Regions from separate parts of the Homo sapiens genome. Here all the other regions are linked to region 1. The links are chromatin loops, found by intact Hi-C in ENCODE. Cell type or tissue: natural killer cell. All regions are shown on one strand. Each heading gives the region's core, and the rest is flanking DNA. Links, peaks and the distances in the headings are about the cores only. Region 1 overlaps ERCC6L2 (ERCC excision repair 6 like 2). Region 2 has its middle 96 kb from the start of HSD17B3-AS1. Region 3 overlaps PTCH1 (patched 1). Region 4 has its middle 150 kb from the start of ERCC6L2.

Region 1 (5,671 bases), core at 650-5,649:
TTGTGGGCAGTCATCAAGCAGCTGAGCTGGAGCCTTAGATGACTAAGTCAGGGACATGGAGGTTGAGCTGTTGATGGTAATGACAATGGCAATTTATAAACTTGGGAGTAGGGGCTAACATGGAGTTAAGATGAGTTTGGAGGTGAGCTAAAGAAAGTGGTGGGCCAGATATGGGTGGGACATCCACATGGATATTGATGTTATCAAGAATGATGGCAAGAGATGGGGTGGGAAGCAAGATTAATCCAGGATCTTGAGAGTTTAGCTGCTAGCAGGAAGCAATGAAGGGGTCACTGAAGATTGAGGAGAGAACAGTTTAGCTGGATGGCATAAATGTTAAAGAGGGGAAGGAGTTTTCTGAGAAAAGAATGGTCTGGAAGCAGCATTGTCTAGAAGCACTAACCCTGAGGTTGGAGAGCTGTGAGATGCAAGAGCCTTGCCTTGCAAGGGCCGCATGGGAAGAGGCAATATCAGCAGAGCACAGGACCATTCAGCATAGAAGCAGAAGACTCGGGGGACTCTTGGTTCCAGGGGCACGGAGGGATGGCTTGGAAGGGTGAGGGATTGGATTAGATCAAGATGTACAGTAGGAGGAGATGAGAGGCCAGTGGTAATGGATGACAGAAGTGAACAGGGATGGGAGGCATGGTTGGACTGGTCCTGCTGGCTTCTGGGGGCAGTGGGAAATGTCTCTGGGTTCAAAGTACTTCCTGCAGGGGTTTGGCGACTCCCAGGCAGCTGGTTCCTCAGCTGCCCAGGGAAGAGCTGGCCCCGCAGCTCTTTGGAGTGCTGGCGTGGCTGGTTGGAGTATGGCTCTCAGCTCTCTGCAGTTGCAGAGAAAGGTGACCACCTTCCACACTGCCACACAGTGTACCTACCCACAGAACAGATCGGCAACAAGGATTTTTGCAGAGTGTGCCTTTTCACTTTGGGCAAATATTTTGCCAGGAGACTGACCATATACCTTTTTTTCCCTAAGTTTGCATGCGTTCTCTGTTCTCGATCGCCTCCAAGAGCCATGTTGGGACACTGGTTTGTTCTGTTCTGGGCTTCAATGTCAGTGCAACTTTAATATCTTCCCTAGATATATTGTATGCTGCTTATAGTCCTTTTTCATCTTCTTTGCTCACCAGTGCCTTCTTAAAAGGTGGTTTTGAAGCTGCCTCTTCAACCTCATGATCAGTAAGTTTGGAGGGGGACTCCTTTGTTGACTGGTAGTCTCTGAGTGAATTATCTAGCTTTCTTTTCCATGTATTTGTGACCTTACAGAGATTAGGGAACTTTGCAGGTGTTAATTCTTTGTGCCCTCTGAGTCAGAAGACTAAGAAATGGAAGTTCTTCCCCATGTTTCTCAATGAGTCGTCCTTCAATGCTCATGAATTTCATTATGTCACAACCTGCACCAGGGAGCAGTGAGGCATGATTGAATCCTTCCTCAATGAAACTTCACATTATAACATATGAGGTCATTTCAGAAAAGGTTGTGATGAGCTTAAACTGACTTATGAAGGCACACCCAGTGACCCCAAGGTTAGGGTCGGTACCAAGTTGAAAGAGTAATCGTGTTATCTTGATGTCAAGACCCTTGCTAGCTAGTCATGCTGCGGCTTCGTTGAAGTCACATGCTGGGTTGAGTTTGACAGAGGTTGTGGTGCCTCCTGGCTTGACAGCTGAGAGTAGAGCACTGAATCTTTTGTTTATCTGCTGCATCAGGTTACAGCTGGGTTTGCACACAGCATTATAGATAAGCGAGAAAGCAGCCTTCACAGCCTTGCACTTGGTGGTAACATTACCCATTTTTCCAGTCAGGTATGCACCATGGTGCTATTTTTATTTTGCCTTTCTCTCCAACAATTGATCTGTCCAGCCTGATGAAATCCTTCAGCTCCGGCACCAGATCAGATGTTGCAATCAGCATTGTGAAAGTGACTGATACAGCACCTGCTGTGGTCGGGGAGTTTGCTTTTGGAATGGACACAATGCTGTACAGCATGCTGCATACGCATCTTGAGCCGTGGGCAGAGCGATGACAGACTCGTCAGCTTCGTTGAGTTCTAGTGGCATGTTCAAGTGTTTCAATCACTATGTGCCTTATTGGCTTTGGTTACCAATTAGGGATGTAGAAGTAAAACTGTCCAACCATGTACATTTTACCACCCTCTTTTCCATTAACTGTCCTAGTCAATCAGAATCAAGACTGCACCTCCCTCTACTGCAGTCACATGATCATCTGAATGAAGTGTTCAGTCCTCCTCTCCTTCCGGAAGCTTAGGCAGACAGAAGATGAATTTAGGTGTGTTCCACCTCCCTTCCTCCAGAAAGAGAGAGGATTTTGAATTGTATCCATGATACATAACTGCTTTTGATACACTTGCTGAAAGATACATATCTTTGGTTTCTTTTTTTCCCCCTTTCCCTAAGTGGGTTATGGAAGTCTACTCTAGTTAACTAACTTTTCTTCACAAACTGGCTGGCTTATGCCCCCTGTTTGTACCCTGCAGTTCCTTAAATTCTTAGAGAAAATTCTGAAGGCCCAGAATTAGGAAAGCCAGTTAAAAGGCAGAAATAAAGTGAATGATAATTATAGCTTATCCTGTAAGCAGCAACCATGTGGCATAGTGTACTTGCAGACTACTCAGATAAAATGAGGTTAGAAGCAGCTCTCCTCCCAGAGGTGACAGCTCACAGGGTCACGGGTGAGGTCGTGGTTTCAGCACAGCAGAGGTGAAGTTACTTTGGCAGTTGCTGAGACACCACCAAGCCTTGGATAAATAAAAGACATCAGCTTGTAACCTTGCCAATCACTTAATCTTTACAAACACAAATATTTAATAGAAGGGCCATGAAAATGGATTTGAAGATGAAAAATAGACAGAATAATATCTCATTACTTCATGTGAAGTGAAAACTGGAACCTCTTAAGAACATGCTTGTTACTTTCCAACAAGAACATTGGCAATTTCCAGGACAGAAAGTTGGAGTCATGTGTATGTGTTACTAAATATTCTGTTGGAGATGAAAGTGGCTGTTGATCAAGCATGTATAGTATCTGGATTTCGGGAAGTTAACAAGACAGTGTAGTGAGGACTAGAAGCCACAGGCCCATCTGAAGCCACAAAAGAAAGTTGTGAGTGTGCTTTATGGTCTGCCCCTAAAAGCAAAGGAAACACAAACTATGTAACCTGGTCTACGTGGCAGAAAGAAAAGTGGCATTGAAGCTCCTACTAACATACATTAAAAGTAATTTTTTTAATGCTAAGGATTCTCTGTTTTGCATAGGATAAAATTCAAACTTCTAAACTTGGCCTACGGACCCCCTATGATTTTTAGCCTCTTCCTTGCAGTTTCTCCTGCCCCTCTGTGAACCAGGTCATCTTGGACCTGAGCCTGTACATGCACCCTCTCCCCCTGGGAGACTTCCTCACTCATCATTACCTGACTGACTTGTCAGGAAGAGACACCCTTTCTATCCACCTTGCCTACCACCAATCACTGACCTAGGTTCCCTTTCTATGAATGCCAGTAGTGCCCCATATTTACCTCATGGTAAATTTACATTATGGGTTTATCACTCTATTCTACTTTGATTTTCATGCATTTGTCTAGCCCAAGTAAACTGTAAACTCCTTGAAGATAGGAAACGGAGTCTTATTTGCTGTTATATAGTTCCTGCTATAGTGCTTAGCACATAACAGGCTCTATAAATATTTGTTAAGTGAATAAATAAATGAATGTTTTAAGGAACTATGGTGTAAAATATAATTTCTAAAACTTTAGGACTTTTAATCAAGTGCTGCTGCACTCACTATCTATGACTTTTGTTCAAAGGAGTATTTATAAACATTGAGCTGTTCTATCTCATGGCCCAAACTCATCATCAGCAAAGCAATACCCATTGTCTTAGTCTGCTTGGATTGCCATAACAAAATACTATAGACTGGGTGGCTTAAACAACAGAAATTCGTGTCCACAGTTCTGGAGGCTGGATGGCCAACAACAAGAAGTTAGCTGATTCAGTTTCTGGTGAGGGCCCTCTTCCTGGCTGGCAGGTGGCCACCATCTCCCTGTATCCTTACATGGCAGAGAGGAAGAGACAGAAGAGAAAGAAACTGTGTGGGTTCTCTGGCATCTCTTCTAAGGACACTAATCCTGTTGGATCAGGGTCCCACCCGTATGACTTCATTTAACCTTAATTACCTCCTGAAGGCTCTAACTCCAAATACTGTTACGTCCTGGGTTAGGGGGCTTCTGCATGATTTGGGGGAGGGGCACAGTTTAGTCCATGGCACCCTCATTTAGGGAAAGGAGCAGGGCTCATTGCCCAGGTCCCTAAATCTTTCTGCCTCTATCTTACCAAGGTTCTTGAAGGCCCATTTCCTCATACATGCATACAACAGCTTTTATTAGTATCTTACACTAAGAATACAACACATTTCTTCTAATAGCATCTCACTCCTTAGCTTAGGTGTCCATGCCAACTGGGGAAAAAATAGTCTAGGTTTATCAGTTTAGAACTTTCCTTTGGGCTCATCAAAAAGTCTTGTGCGATTTCTATGTTGTATTTGTAAAAGAAGGGGAAAAGGAGAGGGAAGGGAAAAAAATGTCTTTCTTAATTTTTCAGAATTTGCTCTTTTCGTTAAGATTCTTTGACAATTTCATTTCATGAGACTTGAATACAATATAGATTTTCAAGTACAGAGTCTATAAATCATGATCCTCATGTCAGTCATAAATTGGCTCAAAGGAGGAGTAGCATGCTGGGCCTCCATAATTCCCAGGAAATACCTAATATAATAGCATAAATCAAAATAACTTACAAAGCTGGTGATTTTGTGAGCTAAAATACTTTTCTCAGTAGCATAAGGGTAGAGGCCTCACTCTACTAGGATAAAATGCGTTTTCATTGTGGAATTCAGCAGACGTATGCTAAAGGAACAAGATTACCTTCTGTGGACTCTACATTTCCTCTTACTGGTGATGAGTTCTTTCAAAATAAAATGTAATGAAAATAACCACTAGTTTTGTTCATTTAATCTTTAGAAAACAATTTGAAGAAATGGCCTCTTATTTTAACTCGTCTTCTGTAAACGAATTTGCTAAACATATAACCAATGCCACATCAGAAGAACGACAGAAAATGCTAAGAGACTTTTATGCTTCTCAATATCCAGAGGTAAAAGAATTTTTTGTGGATTCTGTGTCACAATTCAACAATTCTTCCTTTGAGAAAGGAGAGCAGCGCACCCGGAAGAAATCTGATAAAAGAGAATCTCTTATAAAACCAAGGCTGTCAGATTCTGAAACCTTGTCATTTAAAGATTCTACCAACAAAATTTCTCAAGTTTGCAGCCTAAAAACATATAAAAGAAAATCAGTTAAGTTTCAGAATCATATTTCCTATAGAGAAGAGGTGTTTTTTAATGATGCAGAAACTAAGAAATCACCTGTTAGTTCTACTCAAGAGATTGACAGTGGGAAAAACAGCCAGGCATCCGAAGATACTGTGACATCCCGTTCTCTGAACAGTGAGTCTGAAACACGTGAGAGAAGGTTAGAAAATACCATGAAAGACCAACAGGACCTCACAAGAACGGGCATTTCAAGAAAAGAACCCCTTCTCAAATTGGAAAACAAAAAGATAGAAAATCCAGTGCTGGAAAATACTTCTGTG
Region 2 (5,671 bases), core at 282-5,281, 140 kb after region 1:
GAAAACAAAGTAGATGGGATGAATGTCCCAAAAGGCCAAACTGGGAACTCTAGCCGTGGTCCAGGAGATGGAGGGAACAAAGACCACTGGAAGGAGTCAGATAGGAAAGATGGCAAAAAGGATCAAGACTCCAGATCTGCACCTGAGCCAAAGAAACCTGAGGAAAATCCAGCTTCCAAGTTCAGTTCTGCAAGCAAGTATGCTGCTCTCTCTGTTGATGGTGAAGATGAAAATGAGGGAGAAGATTATGCCGAATAGACCTCTACATCCTGTGCTTTTCTCCTAGTTTCTCTCCACCCTGGAACATTCGAGAGCAAATCAAAACCTCTATCCAGACAAGACAAAATAAAATTCACCATCTCCTGAAAAAAAAAAAATTTCAGTAATACGGAGGAAAATAATCACTAGATTATACTATAATTCTAATATTTGATGAATTATTTGAATGGGTGCATTGATAATATTAACTTAAACAAACTTTAAGATCTACATTTAATTTTCAGTTCCTTAATTTCACATAGGCCATTAGTCTTTCAAGAAAATATTCTGCTTAGATCAAGCTTTTCCAACCCACAGCCAGCAGGTTGCATGTGGCCCAGGACGGCTTTGAAAGTGGTGCAACACAAATTCGTAAACTTTCTTAAAACATTATGAGATTTGTTTACGATTTTTTAAGCTCATCAGCTATCATTAGTGTTAGAGTATTTTATATGTGGCCCAAGACAATTCTCCTTCCAATGTGGCCCAAGGAAGACAAAAGATTGGACACCCCTGATTTAGATATTCTTATCTATAAATGGCAAGCAGCATATCATCTTTGTCACCTCAAAATTTCATAAGGAGGAAAATAAGTCCAAAATAATCGCAACAGATACCTGGAAAATTATGATTGATCCAGTTATAACAAAGGGTATAAAAGGATGAAGAGGTACTCAGGAAAAACGTGGCACCCACAATGTACATTTTCACTAGCCAAATTCAAAACAATAGAATTCACATGAATTCTTTCAAAACACATTTCAGTTCTGTGGAAACCAAATGTTTGAACAAAAAGCTTCTCAAAATGTTACCCACTGACAACTGTATTCAGTGGATGAAGACAAAGAACTTTTGTAATTTACTCAAGTGATCAGGTACAAAGTTCTTTCCAGAAACCATGTTATCGAAATGCTTTCTTCCTGCATGACATGCTGCTGCATGCACAAAGTTTAATGGTGTTATTAAATGTGCTGCTTTTGTATTCTTTCCATCAGTTTGACAGCCTGGTGGATTAATGGTGAGGCTGAGTGCGCTCATCTTTATTTTGCTGCCAAGAGGCTTTGGTTCTTCCCAGTAAAAGGAATCTTATTGGAGAAATATTTATGAAATGAAAAGTCCATCAAGTAAAGTGTTGGGCAATTGTCTCCAGCAATGGAACAAACATGGTGATGGCTACAAGTGACTTGGGAATCACAAGCGTCCTATGATTTGTTCACACTCTTCAGCTGTGTGTTGAGAAAGCAATAATGGCACAGAATTGCTGCCTGTAATCTCCAGCAAGTGGGCTGCTTTCATCATTCTTTTTTATCCAAAGATAAACTACATGACATAGAAAAGATTTTGGAACCGGCTTATCATGTAATTTTACAAAATGTTCCAATAAACTGGAACAGTAGCTATTCCGTGTTCAAAGGCTGCTTGAAGAACAAAAAAAGTCTTAAAATTGTACCATGTGGGAAGCAATGCCAATTTGGCATAAGATTGCTTGCAGAGAACGCAGCTCATTTGCTGGAATGTGCTGAAGAAGTGACCTACTCCATGGACTTTGGGAGGCAAGCACTTATTTTCTTCTTCAGCCTGCTTTAGACCCTCCTATTTTCCTAGCCGGAAAGGTGCTGGGATTAACTTGCTTGCAAGGAGCGCTGAGGAGCATGGACATTTAGAGACACAGTGTTAGCTTAAAAGCCTATTCCAGTGCTCCACTGTTAATTTTTAGATCCAACACTTGAGGACAATTTTTCCCTCAAATGCATGCAAATTATTGGAAATGAAGATGACTGAGGAAAGGCAGCAATCTGAAGACTGCTGCTGAAGCGTCCAGAAGGCTCCTCGAGCAGAGCACGCAGCTTCTGTTTCCGGGGCTGCTGCATTTCCTGCAACCCCATCTTCAAGTCCAGGTGGTAGGGAAAGGAGAACACTTGATGTTAGCAATTGCAATAGTCCCCCGTTATCTGCGGGAACAATCCAAGACCCCCTATGGATGCCTGAAACTGCAGATAGTATGGACCCTACATATACAACACAGGTTGTCAGACAGCACGGGTGGTTCACGTTCCCACTTGAAAACGTTTGAAGTGTGAAACCATTTGTTTCTCCCCAGTGGGACCCTTCCTGACGCCAGGACAGACTTGGCCTCTTGGGTTAGTGTCCCTGTGATACCGATCCTTCTGCAGGGATGTTTGTCTAGCCCTCACCAGACCCTTGCAGTAATACCTAGACTCTTTTAACGAAACCAGGACCAAGAATACAGTGTTCAAGGGGTGAGAACTCAGGTATACAGACGAACAACTGTACTACATTTTTCCTTGTACATAAATACCTATGAAAAAGCTTAACTTATGAATTAAGGCTAAGACACTAAGAGATTAACAACAATACCTAATAATAAAATAGAACAATGATAAAAGTATCTGTAATAAAAGTTATGTAAATGTGGTCTCTCTCTCTCTCCCAAAGTATCTTATTGTACTGTACTCACCGATTTTCAGACCACAGTTGACTGTGGGTAACTGAAACGGCTGAAAGCAAAACCACAGCTAGGGAGACTACTGTGTCTATGTTTAGAGCAGCGTTTCTCTACTGTGGTTGGCACTATTGACATTTTGGACTAGGTGGTTCTTTGTTGTAAGGGGCTGAGTGTCCTGTGCATCATAAAAAGCTAGCAGCACCCTTGACCTCAACCCAGTAGATGTTGGTCCCAACACTCCCCCAATTTCCAGACATTGCCTAATGTCACCTGGGGGGGCAGAATCACCCCTAGAACCACTGGCTTAAAGGAAGGAAAGCTGACTCACATGCTACATTTACTTCTTACACGGTAACCCACCGTGGCACCCGTCCCATTGATCTGCTTCAGGCACCAGCATCTTCTGCGGAATCTGGTGCTGACTAAGCTAGCTACCAAAGCATATTGTACGGCCCCACTGGTTTCTTGGAAATGGACTTTTGTTTCCACTGCAGATCTGAAAACAGTGACCACAGGAGCACCCTGCCCGGTGACGGTGCTGAGAGGTCACTGTTATCACACTATAAATATTAAGCTTTAAAATGTCACTGCTGGGTACAAACCTCTGGTCTGATAGAGGAAATAAGACCTGCTGTTTGATAGATCAGTAGGGTGACTACAGTCCACAATAATCTAGATACATTTCCATATAGCTAGAAGAGACTAATTCAAATGTTTCTGGCATCAAGGAAAAATACATATTTAAGGCATGGATATTCCAAGTACACTGATTCGATCTGTATGAATTACACAAATATATAAAATTACCACTTGTATCCCTAAAATATGCATGTCTTATGCATCAATTTAAAAACAAAAAATCAGATACAATTTTAACTACTAAAGTTCTTAAATGAAAACTGAAACATGATTTAAATTCTTAAATAAGGCCAGGTGCAGTGGCTCAAGGCTGTAATCCCTACCCTTTGGGAGGCCCAGGGTGGATCACTAGGTCAGGAGTTCGAGACCAGGCTGGCCAACATGGTGAAATCCCATTTCTACTAAAATACAAAAATTAGCTGGACATGGTGGTGCACGCCTGTAATCCCAGCTACTCTTGAGGCTGAGGCAGGAGACTCGCTTGAACCAGGGAGGCGGGGGCTGCAGTGAGCCAAGATCATGCCACTGCACTCCAGCCTAGGCAACAGGGCAACACTCTGTCTAAAAAAACAAAACAAAACAAAACAAAAAAATTCTTAAATGAAATTTCAGATGTATCCATGAAACCCAGAAGTTCTAAGCTGGCAATATTTGTCTTTGGTCAAATATCAGTTTACACACTTGTACATTCGACATTGGGTCACACTGTGTATTTTGAGCACACGTCTGAGAAGAATATTTATTCCCAAAGCATGGTCAGAGCACAGCAGGCACTCCAGTAGGGTGCTCAGTGGTATTTGCTGAACAAATGATTCCATCAGCCAATCCTATATTGCTGAGCATTTAAGTTGTTTGCAATCTTTGGTCTTATACAGTATCTTGCAATGAGCTTTCTTAATTAGAAAGCAACCCTATTTAATAATCCCCTTGAAAAATGTTTTAAGTGGTAGAATTATGGCATCAAAAGGTCTGAACGTTTTTGTGGTTTTTTATACCTATTATTGTGTCTTCCAGAAAATCCTAGTTATATAATCAGCAATGAATTAATGTTTTTCCCCACACTCTTGTCAGACCCTGGGTATTTTTTCAAAGGTCTCTGCCAATGTCATAGGGAAACACTGTATCTTCTTTTTATCATTTTGCATTTCTTTGGTTTGTGAATAAATAACAAAAATTGCACAGGGTCATAATGACCATTCATCACTAATTCTTCAGTTGAGCCCCTGGTGAAGTAATTGGGCTGCAGGTAAGAGGCACGAGGTATGAACCATACCGAACTTTAAAGTTTAGAGTGACACTTGGCACGGTGAGACCCTCACACTATAAGGGATGGGAACTGAGATTCTCAGGAGCTTTAAAGTTTAGAGCCACACCGCCGGGCGCGGTGGCTCATGCCTGTAATCCCAGCATTTTGGGAGGCCGAGGCAGGCAAATCACGAGATCAGGAGATCGAGACCATCCTGGCCAACATGGTGAAACTCCGTCTCTACTAAAATACGAAAAATTAGCCAGGCGTGGTGGCTTGCGCCTATAGTCCCAGCTACTCGCTTGAACCTGGAGGCGGAGGTTGCAGTGAGCCAAGATGGTGTCATTGCACTCCAGCCTGGTGACAGAGCAAGACTCTGTCTCAAAAACAAAACAAAACAAACAAAACTTTAGAATCACACTTGGCATGGTGAAACTCTCACACTATGAGGGGTGGGAATTGAGATTCTCAGGGGCTTTAAAGTTTAGAATAACACTTGGCATGGTGAGACTCTCACACTATGAGTGGGAGGGAACTGAGATTCTCAGGAGCTTTGAAGTTTAGAAGCACACCTGGAATGGTGAGACCCTCACACTATGAGGGGGTGGGAACCAAGATTCTTTGGGGAACAGCAGCTGCTCAGTCCCCACATACAAGTTTGTTGAGTGCAAGATGAATAAACACAGAGACTTTCAAGTTGCCTTGATTGAACGGGACAGGTAAACACGTGGGAACTGCCCACGTTTTTGACTTTGTCTCTTCCCTAGCTCTTCCCTTGCCCACTATGGAGAGTCAAATTTGCAAGCTGTGACCATACCCCTGATGTGACTGATCTGTGACACTCACAGAGCTGCCGCTGGGGGTCATGGATACCATGCTTCTCCATTTGTTCTTTGACACAGTCTTGCCGGGTAGGCAACAACTCTGTGCCGCACAGGCCCGAGGTCCAAGGCTAGAGAGTGGCAGCACTGGAATCCACATCCCGCTCTGCCTGATGCTAAACTTCCACTCTCTTATTTCCCATGCCACGTGGTGTGCTCATATCGAGGCTCAGTGCCTGG
Region 3 (5,671 bases), core at 469-5,468, 520 kb before region 1:
AGACGTCTTAAGACAGAAACTATTGTTAATGAGGCCGGTGATGCTGGAGGAAACATTCTGAAAAGCCATCCAGCAGATGTCTCCTCGCCCCTACACAACCCACTCCCTGATCCTTCAACTGCTTCTGATGTTTCTTCTCACCTAAAAAAATAAAACATGGTGTACAGTAACCTCTCAGTGAAAACACAGCATTGCAGGTGGAGACCGGAAGCTGCTGTTGTTTAGCCACTGATGCAGGTATCTGGTGATGCTATTGTGCTGCTTGGGTACCCTGAACACATTATTTTTTTCACTGCATTAATGGAATGTCGTGGTTTTTTTACTGGTAAGTACGTAGGTGTGAATTAGTTTAAGAAAATGATTGCTTATCGGCAGCATATAAATTTTAAGTCAGGAAGGATGGGAATGCCACACAACCAGATTGTCCACATGGGTGGCTGAGATAGTGACATCTTTGCTTTCAGACAGTTCAATATACACCAACATTGTTTCAGGCACACAATTATCTTAAAATATCGTATAAAATTCCCTTCAGGCTAGATGCATAAAGTAGTTGAAACATAAACAAATTTCATGTTTAGAGTTGGGTCCCATCCTCAAGCTTTCTCATCATGCTTATGTGTGAATATCACCCCCCCTTAAAAAAATCCAAAATCCCATACACTTCTGGTCCCAAACATTTTGTATAAGGGATACTCAACCTGTATTACGCTCACAGCTAGAATTTTAGAATGCGTGAAATATGACAATAATCCGTATTTTTATTTAAAGTACAACCATGTTGCATCAAAGACTTTTCTCAGCCAGTGAGGAGATGCATTTTTTTCAGTAGGGCTCCCTGGGTCACAGTGGACAGGCCTCATTTTCCTTCTGGTCCCCAGAGAGTCCTGTCTTAGAGGGGGCAGATGAAGGCACACAGAGAACATGCAGCCCTAAGCCTCTTTACCTGCAAATTCTGCCATCTTATTCTCCAGAAATCCAAGGCTTAAGCCAATTCTTTGAAAGGCAAAAGAAGCATCACTTCTGCAAATAAGTTTTTGATCAAGCTCTGCTGATCCTCTCATCCCCAAATCAAGCCAGGCTTAACTTTCCAAAGTGAAGAAAGGCTAGCTAGCTCAGGTGGGATGCCAGCTGACCCAGAGGCCCATACTTCTAGGCCAATATGATTCCAATCCACTGTAGACAAGAGATGTTTCCCTCATCACGCTTCCCTGCTGTGCCCCTCCTCAGCACAGCCTTCTGCACAGAGCTTAAGAAACTTCTGTGTCATTCACACAAAAACCTTTTAGCAAAAGCTTATTGTGATCCACATAAAGATGATCTGAGGGACCAACCGAAGTTATTTTCCACAAAATTCAAGTCCTGCCCATGCACCTCCGTATGTGAGGGACGCAGAGGGGCACCAGGGGCATGGCACACCAAGTGTGCTGAATGAATAAATGAATGCGCAGTCTCAATACAGAGCCTTGGGAACAGGCAGTCATCTGTATAAGTTATTAATTCCCCCCAAAGCCTCAAAAAGTCAATCAGTCAAAACAAATGACCCTTTCAGCCTGAAAAGTACCCACTCAGAGTCCAATTAGGAAAATAGGGTCTGTGTATATGCAAGCGTTGCATTTGCATTTGATTAATCCCATGAATTATCTAACAGCCTCTAGAGAGATTTTCTTTTTCTTTTAGTTGCTCAGGTCCTCCTTTCAATGTTGCATTTACTTACTGTGAGGCCGAAAAAGTACAAATCTCTAAGCGGGTGTAACTGCAAAATTATTAGCACTGCCTCTTTTTTATAATCGAAAAACAAAAAAAAAAGAAAATTCAGTAATGTGAGCAATTGGCTGAAAATTCACGGGCTGTGAATTTTAGTCCTCTCCCACCCATCTCTTTTATTCAGGAGGAGCCAACCGCTGTCCAAGTTTCTGGGCCGTTTTTTTCCTTATGAGATTGTGCCCCTGCGTGTTGCCATGGGAAAAACGCTACAATCAGCCCAAAGAGAATGTGCCTTCATGAAGTGAGCCCAGTGAGAGGTCAACCACCAAAGCATAACGAGAAAAGGACACCCCCACCTGCCCACGGAACCGCACGGGACCGCACGGGGCATGTGGCAGGCTGGGCGCAGGTAGTGCGCAGGCGCTCGCGCGGGGTTCTGCAACGCGCATGCGCCGGAAGCAAGCTTCCCCGCCCCCACCAGCTGCTGGCAGTGCCATCTGTTATCAGCCTTGCCCAGGCTGCTCCCTCTGAATGGCTTTCCCTGACGCAGACCTGCTCGCCCTGTCAGATGCAATCAGGTCAGCCCGGCACTCTGCCCACGCTGGACCTGCTGCCTGTCGCAGCTCCCACCAGCTCCCAAGGAGCCACGAGTTCCCGAGACGACGCTGCATCTGCCAGGAGGCCCCTTCTTCATTGGTTACTTGCCACACTGGCAAATGAGGGCTGTGCACCGCGCCACCTGAGACAGGCCCAAGAACGTTGCTGACTTCCTGCAGAGCACAGGCGGAAATGTCTTCCATCCGGAACAGCGTACTTTCCAAGCTGGGAACTGTCCCAGGTTCTACCACAACCTCAGGTGCAACCAGGCCGCTCAAGCGCAACAGGCAGGCAGATGCACACCCAGGTCCCGTCGCTCTGCAGGAAGTGGGCGGGCCCAGAGGTGTGATGACGAGCGCGCGCTGGCTCAGAGGCCACACTCCAGCAGCAGCAGGCAGCAGAACCCAGGAACCAACACAGCGTGTTTTCATCAAGCTTAGTTGAAACCTCCTGAAGTCTTCATTAAAAAAATAGAAACAGAAAGAAACCCAACAACAACAACAAAACCCAAGTGCTTCCACGGCAGGCTCTCCATCACAGCACTCAAGGCATTGCATAACATTAACCCCAGTTTCCTTCTCTCAGCTTCTGTGGGGCTGACATCACCTCTCAGCTCTGAACAGTCTTCTTGCCATTATCCAGCCTGGGCCTCTCTTCATTGGCCTCCCACTTGAGCCGACATGGGGGAGAAGACAATGCGAGTCTCCACCTTCGCACGCAGGCTCCCTGGCCTCCGGTGAATACCACGCTGGCCTCATTTATCTCCTGCACTGTTCCTTCCCTCTGCATCTGTGCAGGGAGACTCACGTCACTGGGGGCCACTTTCATGATTTTGTTGCCATCAGGATTAGCTGGATTAGGGGCCAGTACATAAGGACCCCCTGGTGCCGTGAGGAAGTTTCATCACCGGGTCAGCATGGTGTGAACTATATTCTGTCAACACCACCACTTCTTATAGCCACCAACCAAAAAACGGAAGGGTGGAGGTGGGGGCGTGGCAGAGAAAATACCTCAAGTGCAAAATGTATAAACTCATCATAGCAATAAATTCCCGCATCATGCATTTCAAAGTATGTGAGCCATTCAAGACTATCCTTTCAAACAAGAAACCCATGTGATTCTTTTTTTTTTTTTAAATCTATAAAGAATTTGGTGGGTCTGACAGTGGAGGTAGGGGGAGTAAGTATAGGTAGGCGAGTAAGTATAGCTACCCAGAGGAAGAACAAAAAGCCCACAAAAGCTTTTTTTAGCCCCTTTCTAAAGCTAGTCAAGCAGTTTGGGAAGAGTTGCACTGCTGAAACCTTATATTTTGTTCAAGGCTAACACCTCCAGAACGGTTAGTTCCTCCTCTTCTAAAGGACCAATGCTATCCCATCCAGCAAGGATATCCCCCCATCTAATGTGAAATAAGACAATGTGGGCAGGAGAGTGGTGGAGGGAATGGTGTGGGGGGTAAAAGGATGGGTGGGAAGAAAAACAAAACAGAACTTTTAACTCCTTTTAAAACTTCAATGACTGAATTTTTTCCTCCCAGGGAATCATTTACCTACCTCCATCCCGGCCCCACTCATCTGGACCCTGCATGAAGTACACACACGATTTCTACAGAAAGTAATGGGATTTCTGCAAGTGTGTGTGAGTGTGTGTGTTTTATAGAGCAGTCCCTCTTGCACAGAACTGGGCTGTCCCATCAAAGCCGTATCTGTTATATTTCTGTCTTTCTCTTCTGTTTGGCGTATTCACCAACAAGAGAAAAGGAGGTAAGCTTTGGCGGCCCTGACCTGCAGCTGGAACACAATACTTTCGCACAGCCCTGCCGACCCCTGACATAAATTTTACACCGCAGCTGGCATTTACACACTCAGCATTACCATATGTATAGCTGCTCGGTGCTAATTATGCTAATCACCTGTCTAACTCGCTGCTGCGAAAAATGGTTGCATTTAGCAGTCCAGCGCCTCCCAATGCAGCTTACTGTGTGGCTGAAATGTACATTCAGACGGCCCTGAATGGCAAGATTTTTCCACGTTGCTGGCTACATTCAGGCCTCAGAAAAATTTATTCAAGTCAACTGGTTTCGGTCCGCAACAAAAAAGTTACGAGAAAAAAGTGAGTGTGTTCTTGCCCTAACATTCTGGATCTGCTTGCAAGCAAAATGATAAATCAATTGGTGTGGGAAACAAAAAGGGAGAGAGATTTCTTTTGGGAGCCATGTGAAACTGTAGCCTATTAAAAAAAAAAAAGAAAAAAAAAAGGGTCATCCTAGTCCCCAAATCTCTAGAAAGAGCAGTTAATAGATATTTAGCCCTAATCCCAATTCTCTCAAATTGCAAGCTTTGTTTGCAATTAAGCAAGGTATTAAACATGTGCAATTTTTTTTTCTGGATCATGTGTAGACCAAAATGATGGTATCATATTTATCATTTTTTACTTATTACAACAATGTGTAAATCTCATGAGGAAAATAAAGTAAGAAGAAAGAATTTCTTAGGCAGCTAGGAAAAATTCTTTTGTTATTTTCTCTTAGAAAGCCTCTATTTAAAAAGAGGCTGTGTGATGTTTGAGTCTATTTTGTGAAGGTTGCTGGTTTCCCAGTAAAGGAGCAGAGGAAATCAGGGAGTGGGGGTGGGAATGTGGAAGAATTCACAAAAGGAAAAAAAACAGCGGTGGGAGGAGAAAGAGGGAGTCAAGAAGCCTACATTTTCCTTCATCTCAAAATTCCTGTTTTTATCATCACTATTTCTTAAAGCCGTTTTCTCAGATCACTCTGTAGAATAAATTTCTTAATCAGGAGAATATTGGCGCAGGTATTTCAACAATTCCGCAAATTCAAACTGAAATCCTATTTCTTCCTAACTCACAAAACATGTTCGTATTAATTTTTAAAAACCCTGAGTGTAGTCACTCTCAGGGCTGCTTCATGTTAGGCTATCTGGAAGGATAGGTAATATTTGGGTACTCCAATTTCCTGTCATTGCTGGCAGCATCGTACGACACGTTATACCGGAGGGTGGCCCAAAGTGCCAGTGACTTTCTCAGCTCCGAACAATCATCATTAGCAGACTTCTTACTTCAGAAATGCAGAAAGCAGGAGAAAACTGGAAAGCCATTTACTTCAGAACATATCGTGGGCTACATCCCTCAGTGCCACAGAACACCAGACTGGCTTTGCAACCCATCAGCTTTTCCAGGCTTGGAAGGTGCACCCACCCGGGAGGGCTTCCTCTCACGGAGGAGGTCATCTTGGAGGCTCGGGCTCTCTCCGCCTCGCTTCCACTCACCTTTCCATTTAACCACCAGCAAATGAATAACAGGATGCTCATGCAACTTAAAGATGCTGCTGTGACAAGAGCGCTCTTCCTGTCTC
Region 4 (5,671 bases), core at 175-5,174, 280 kb before region 1:
CACATTGTATACAGTGCATTAACTCTAAAAAGATCAGAGCACTTATTTATTGCCAAGGATTTTATGACCATATGATCATCCCAAGGATGTTTAGAAACTAGCATTCCGCCACCGTACTGAGATTGAAAAGAAGCGTTCACATATGACTATGAGCTAGAAATTAGCACCCAAACCAGGCTAACCTACAACCTATAATTAATTGTTCTCATGGCTCCAACAAGAAAGATCACTGCTCTTTGAACTACTGCTCTTTTATCTTTATTTCCACTACAAACCCAGACTTTAAGTTTCCAGCCACATAAAGCAAAGCCTTCTTCATACTGCCTTAAATTCTGTAGTAGTATAAATATAGCATTCAGTGACCTGCTTTCTTTATGACTAGCAACCTTTGTCAAACACTGGTGAGAGAGTGAGAAATAGAGTAAGTCTTGGGCTTGTGGCAGGAAGCGGTGTCTAAAGATGCCACTTCCTGGACAGGAGGATCAAAGCAAAAGTAAAGGGAAATAAAGATAAAAGAGCAGTAGTTCAAAGAGCAGTGAACGCTTCTTTCACTCTGGGCACCATCTGCCCAAAGGAAAGCCGAGTGAGGTACAACCAGAATCCGATATTAGGATGTCTCAACAGGAAACCCCAGACTGTGAGCAGAAGAACATAACAGCCAGAGTTCATAGGTGTATCAGACAGGGCTCAGAGAAGCAGACTCACTATGAATATTTTAGAACTAAACATTTAATATAGATATTAGACCTTGTGGGCAAAGATGGGGAAGGAAGCAAGCGCCTGAAAATGGGCGTTTAATATTTGGAGAAAAGTCATTAGGCAGCCCTGGTGCTGGTGACTGAGTCAGAGTTTGCAGGAAGTCTTGAATCGAAGCACATGGAGCATCTGCACTGAGAAGTTGACAAGGGGTTGATATCAGTCCAAAGGTCATTGGCTCTTTGAAGCTACTGCCTGTGTCAGGCCACAGCAGTGCCTCTGGTGGGGGGCTGGCATTACCATTGGGCAGCAGCGCTGCTGGTTGGAAGGACAGCTGGGTATGGAGTGGGAAGGGGTGAGGACACACTGGAACTCTCTAGCACTTCTGGCCCCACACTCAACAATGACCTTCAGGACATAGTGGCTGTGGTTTCTCTTCTGCCTCCTAAATATCATGCAGAGTCACTTTTGCCAACTCGAACCTAGAACCACATAGGTTGACAATGGAATAATCCAGCCCCCAGTGGGGCAAACCCAAAATCATTTGGTGGAAAAGGCATAAATGCCAGACAACATGGTGTTTTCAATAACCAAACGTTCCCCTGGAAAATGCTTATGGTAGATGGACTCCCTTTGAAGAGCACAGACCCCACCACTAAAGACACACTGCCAAGAGTCGTGAAGAGCCCAGCGGGGATGTATATGGAAGCTGTCTGTAACCTGCCCACTAATTGAAGGAATGGGTGTTATGTGTCCATCAACATGGGGTAGTAATTTGGACCACTTGAGCCAGCGCATTAATGGTCCGATGTGAATGATCACTGTGACCAATTCACCAGTTCTCTGCTTGATAAGGAAAGCATGGAAGACAATCAGGTCACCATTTTGTTGTTTTATTTTCAAGTTCCCACTTCTACATGAGTGCAAAGTTCTCCTTGTACCTTCTCTTCTTTTTTCCTCTAATTTATCCTTCCCCTTCTTTTATTCCTGCTTTTCCTCCTGCACATTGCTACATTTATCCATAGAGCACAAAATGGTGGATGGGTTGACGGATAAGACCAGAGTTGAAAAGAATGGGAATCAATTTTACGGTGCAGCATAACACAGCACGCAGAGAAACGGATGGAGGATCAGGGGGCTTGGGTGCTGCTCTAAGAATGACTGGGGGTGAGATACTGAGATATTTCACAGCCCTGAGGCTCCGTAGATCATATTTCCCCAGGAGTCCAAAAAAAGTGTGTGTGTTTTCTATGAGAGAATAACTCGAGGAATTTACAAGGCACCTGAATAAAAGTCCTGAGATGTCCTGCAGTAAAAAAACAAACTTTCCAACTTTGTTCAATCCAGTGTTTCTCAAACTAGTTTGACTCTGGAACCCTTATTTGTAACTTCTAGTAATATTCTACAGGTGAAACACACTTTGGGTAGTGTTCTAAATGATGTCTAGGGTAGTTCTTTCACCTCTACAATGCCCTGAATTTTTCCACTTTTCTTACAAAACTCAAACCCCAATATAAATTGAAAGTCCAGTTGAACCCTGAGCAGCCTGCAACAAGGAAACATCACTTTTTTTTTCTTTTTTTAGCTAAAGCTTTCTCAATGAGGGCTAGTCCGAGAGGAAGCACATGAGGTATACTTAGTAACATGAGTAATAGCCCATCTTGATATGTCTTCTATCAAGAGATCCCAAGTTACCTGGATCAGTGTTTTTCAGACACAGAGAATAATCTCACTCAGGAACATTGTCTTTGAGTTCCAACAGCAGCAATATGCAGAAAAACACTCCAGCTTGGATTGGACTACATAAGATTTTCTAAACCAGGATGGCCAACTAGGATCCTAATCTTCCAAGTGCTTGGACCTTGGATAGGTCAACCGGCTGAAGGTTGGACAGTTGTTGGTTTAGGTTGGAGACCAAAATTCAGTCATCCTGTAATATAGATCTTGTTCCTTTTGGGTTTACCACTAGGGGTCACTAAAGAGAGATGGGAGACAGTCTCAATCTTGTCTAAATAATTCCAAAATAGCCATGGGCTTTGGACAAAATACAAGGTTAGTGTCTCTCTAACTTTAATGGGCATATGAATAACCTGGTGGTTTTGTGGAGATTCTGATCCAGTAGGTCTTGGGCGAGGCCTCAGAGTCTACATTTCTATCAAGCTCCCACATGATGCTGCTGTTGGTGCAGGAGGTGAGGTGCTAGAGCTTTGGAAGGTCTCAAGATCAGTTCAGCTCCCTTGCAGGAATCCAGCCTGGGCCCCTATATCCTCAGATCCTCCACTTCTCCCCACCCCCCTTCTCTTTCCTCTTCCTGGTCTCATCCTCCTCCTCCTCCTCCTTTTTCTGCCAGCTCTACTCCGAGCTCTCAATCTTCTCAAAGGACACCTTTGCAACCATTTGTGTTTACAGCTTTTCCTCATGAGATCTAGCTTGGTAGCACTGATATTTATTGTTGAAATAAACACTAGAGAAACAGGGGCATTTCTTCTGAAGTGCTTCTCTCTTTTTGCATATATTGCATTTTGTGTAAGTAGATGAAGCTAGTTTTGAGTAATGGCAGTTCTGGCTGAGCTAGGCCAGAGTAGATGGGTGACATTTTGTCTTTGGTGGTGGAGGCTATTTGATTTTATTCTTCAACCCCAACTATAAAGTTATTTTAACCAATGAGAGATCTATTTCTATGCTTTCAGAGTTGAGGAAAAAAGACAATTGCCCACATAGAATCCAGAGACTTTCATTTTCCACACTTTGTTGTAAGTTACATGGAAGTGAAAGTAAGTGATAGAGTAATCCTTTTTGGTGTGAGAGATGTGAGAATGGACCTCTATCTCAATTATACGTATAAAGATTTTTATTGATTTTTTTTCTAATTATAGTTCAGAAAACTTGGAAGAGATAGAACATCATTTTTTAAAATTAGTCCCCAAATATCACTACCCAGAGAAAACTCACAGTTAACAATTTTTCGGTATGATGATGATCTTCCAGTCTTTTTTGTATTTATATGTGCATTTTCCTATAATTATGGAATACTGTTATATAACCTGATACATTCATTTAGCAATATAAACAATATCCCATTTCAGTATTTTTTACAAATAATTGTTAATGCTTTTGTGATAGTCTATCAGAAATACATTCCACAGTATACTTAGTCCCCTATTGTTGGATATTCAGGTTGTTACTAATTTTTCACATTACTAAAAAAAACTTTATGAACATTCTTACACACACATCTTTACCCATACCTTTCATTATTTGGGTTGGAAAATTTCCAAGATGTGGAACTGGTAAGCCGAAAGCTTTTGAAAGGCACTCATGAGGTTTGCCTGGGAAAACTGCACCACTGTGCGTCAGCAGCGGCAGCCTGCGACAGGACTCTATTAAGATAGGCACAGCACAGGTGCTTAAAACTGTGATTGGCGGTCAGATTGCCTGAGTTTGAGTCAACCCTGGAATATCGTTTAATCTCTCTGTCTCTGAAGAATTTCCCTATGATTGTGGAAAATGCTAGGTCCTACAACCATAAAGTTGTTTTATGCATCAAGTGACAGAATATATGTCAAGCCTGACACTGTAAACCTTGAGCAAACGTTAGCTGTTATTATTATTTTCCTGCATGCTCAGCCATCGTCCCAGGTCCTTACATGCCAATGATCCATAAATCCGCTTCTATATTTTTTGCCAGGGCCATCTGCTTAAGTCAAGGGGACTGGTAATGGACAGGATAACCTTCCCAAGAGTGGGCGTTAGAAGAGGGGGTACATGAAGGTGGCCTTCGGTCACCTAGGAAGGCTCCTTGCTGACCGTTTCCTGGACGTGGAGGTACAGAACGACCTGGGCCGAGTGAAAGCGACCAGCGAAGGTCACGCCGGCCCAGCAGCCTGGAGAATGAGACCCACCACCCACAAACCCACTGGTGGAGAGCGGGCGAGGTCCCCGTGTGCGGTGAAGGAGCAGGGCACCAAGGAAGGCGGGCAGCTGCCTCTTGTTTTCGGCCAAGGGAGACGTTGAGGTGTCCCTCAGGACAGGACTTCATTTGCGTGGGAGGGGAGAAGGGCGCTTCTGACTACTTTGCATTGGTGTGTGGGCTGGACACAGTGAGAAGGAAATTAAGCCTCCGCGGTGACAGTGTGTGTGATCGCGGAGGAGGAGGACGCCCGCAGGCTGGCCCGGGGCCCGCCCCGCCCCAAGCCAGCCCGGACCCTCCGGGAGCCGGAGAGGAGTCCCGAAGAGGACCCCGCGGGAGCCCGTAGGGCTGGAGACAGCTCACTGCCGGCCCCTCCACCGCCCGGGTCCCGCGGGCTGCAAGGAGGGGAGGAGCCGCTGCGGACGGCACAGTCCCCAGGGGCCTCCCTGGGGTCTCCACCTTCTCCGGACTCCGTGGGGGTGCGCGTGGGAGGCCCGCACCGCCCTTCCGCAGACCCCGGGGGAAAGAGGAGCCAGGTTCGGCCAGAGGCCAGAGGCAGCAAATGCCCCACAGGCCCGCTTGGAAATGCTGGGCGCCCAGGTGAGGGCTGAGGGGCAATGCGGTGTGTGGGAGGACATTCTGCTCTCTAGTCATCAGGACCATAATGCAGGAGCTGAGAAAGACGCCTCCCCATCACATAAGCTAGAGGTCGGAAATCTTTTTCTGTGAAGTACCAGAGAGGAAATATTTGCCTTTGAGGGCAATAGTGAGAGGTGAAGCCAGCTGGATTTCCTGGGTGGAGAGGGGACTTGGAGAACTTTTCTGTCTAGCTAGAGGATTGTAAACTCACCAATCAGCACTCTGTGTCAAGCTGGAGGATTGTAAATGCACCAATCAGCACTCTGTGTCAAGCTGGAGGATTGTAATGCACCAATCAGCACTCTGTAAAATGGACCAATCAGTGTTATGTAAAATGGACCAATCAGCACTCTGCAAAATGGACCAATCAGCACTCTGTAAAATGGGCCAATCAGCAGGATGTGGGCAGGGCCAAATAAAGGAATG

Evidence for each region. Peaks named below come from ENCODE experiments on the same cell type or tissue, not always from the same donor. Only the 100,000 strongest peaks of a DNase experiment are listed, where the experiment ranks them.
Region 2: it touches region 1 in a loop (8-fold over the local background); 2 of 110 quality-filtered maps call a loop at or near these places.
Region 3: a loop joins it to region 1, with 6 times the contacts of the local background. A loop is called at or near these places in 4 of 110 quality-filtered maps.
Region 4: a loop joins it to region 1, with 4 times the contacts of the local background. A loop is called at or near these places in 5 of 110 quality-filtered maps.

Annotation. Positions count from the first base shown.
Region 1 is chr9:96,007,185-96,012,855 of GRCh38, forward strand. It overlaps ERCC6L2 (ERCC excision repair 6 like 2), which reads left to right. Exons shown (of 19, transcript NM_020207.7): 19 at 5,041-5,671. Among named protein-coding and RNA genes, the nearest start is that of LINC00092, 12 kb to the right of the region's middle. In natural killer cell, for the core only: no CTCF peak of the experiment used is centred there; DNase peaks (open chromatin) are centred at 2,707 and 3,057; H3K27ac peaks cover 3,550 bases.
Region 2 is chr9:96,147,599-96,153,269 of GRCh38, forward strand. It overlaps the pseudogene EIF4BP3. Among named protein-coding and RNA genes, the nearest start is that of HSD17B3-AS1, 96 kb to the right of the region's middle. In natural killer cell, for the core only: no CTCF peak of the experiment used is centred there; DNase peaks (open chromatin) are centred at 2,123 and 2,793; H3K27me3 peaks cover 2,358 bases.
Region 3 is chr9:95,492,003-95,497,673 of GRCh38, forward strand. The region is part of intron 2 of PTCH1 (patched 1); the gene reads right to left. Among named protein-coding and RNA genes, the nearest start is that of PTCH1, 14 kb to the right of the region's middle. RefSeq lists enhancers at 1,677-2,418, 2,345-2,434, 2,419-3,158, 2,495-2,544, 2,595-2,814 and 1 more. In natural killer cell, for the core only: no CTCF peak of the experiment used is centred there; DNase peaks (open chromatin) are centred at 2,639 and 3,269; H3K4me3 peaks cover 1,153 bases; H3K27ac peaks cover 3,123 bases.
Region 4 is chr9:95,724,291-95,729,961 of GRCh38, forward strand. No RefSeq gene overlaps it. Among named protein-coding and RNA genes, the nearest start is that of ERCC6L2, 150 kb to the right of the region's middle. RefSeq lists an enhancer at 195-294. In natural killer cell, for the core only: a CTCF peak has its summit at 2,680 (motif pointing right); DNase peaks (open chromatin) are centred at 501 and 2,661; H3K27ac peaks cover 1,367 bases.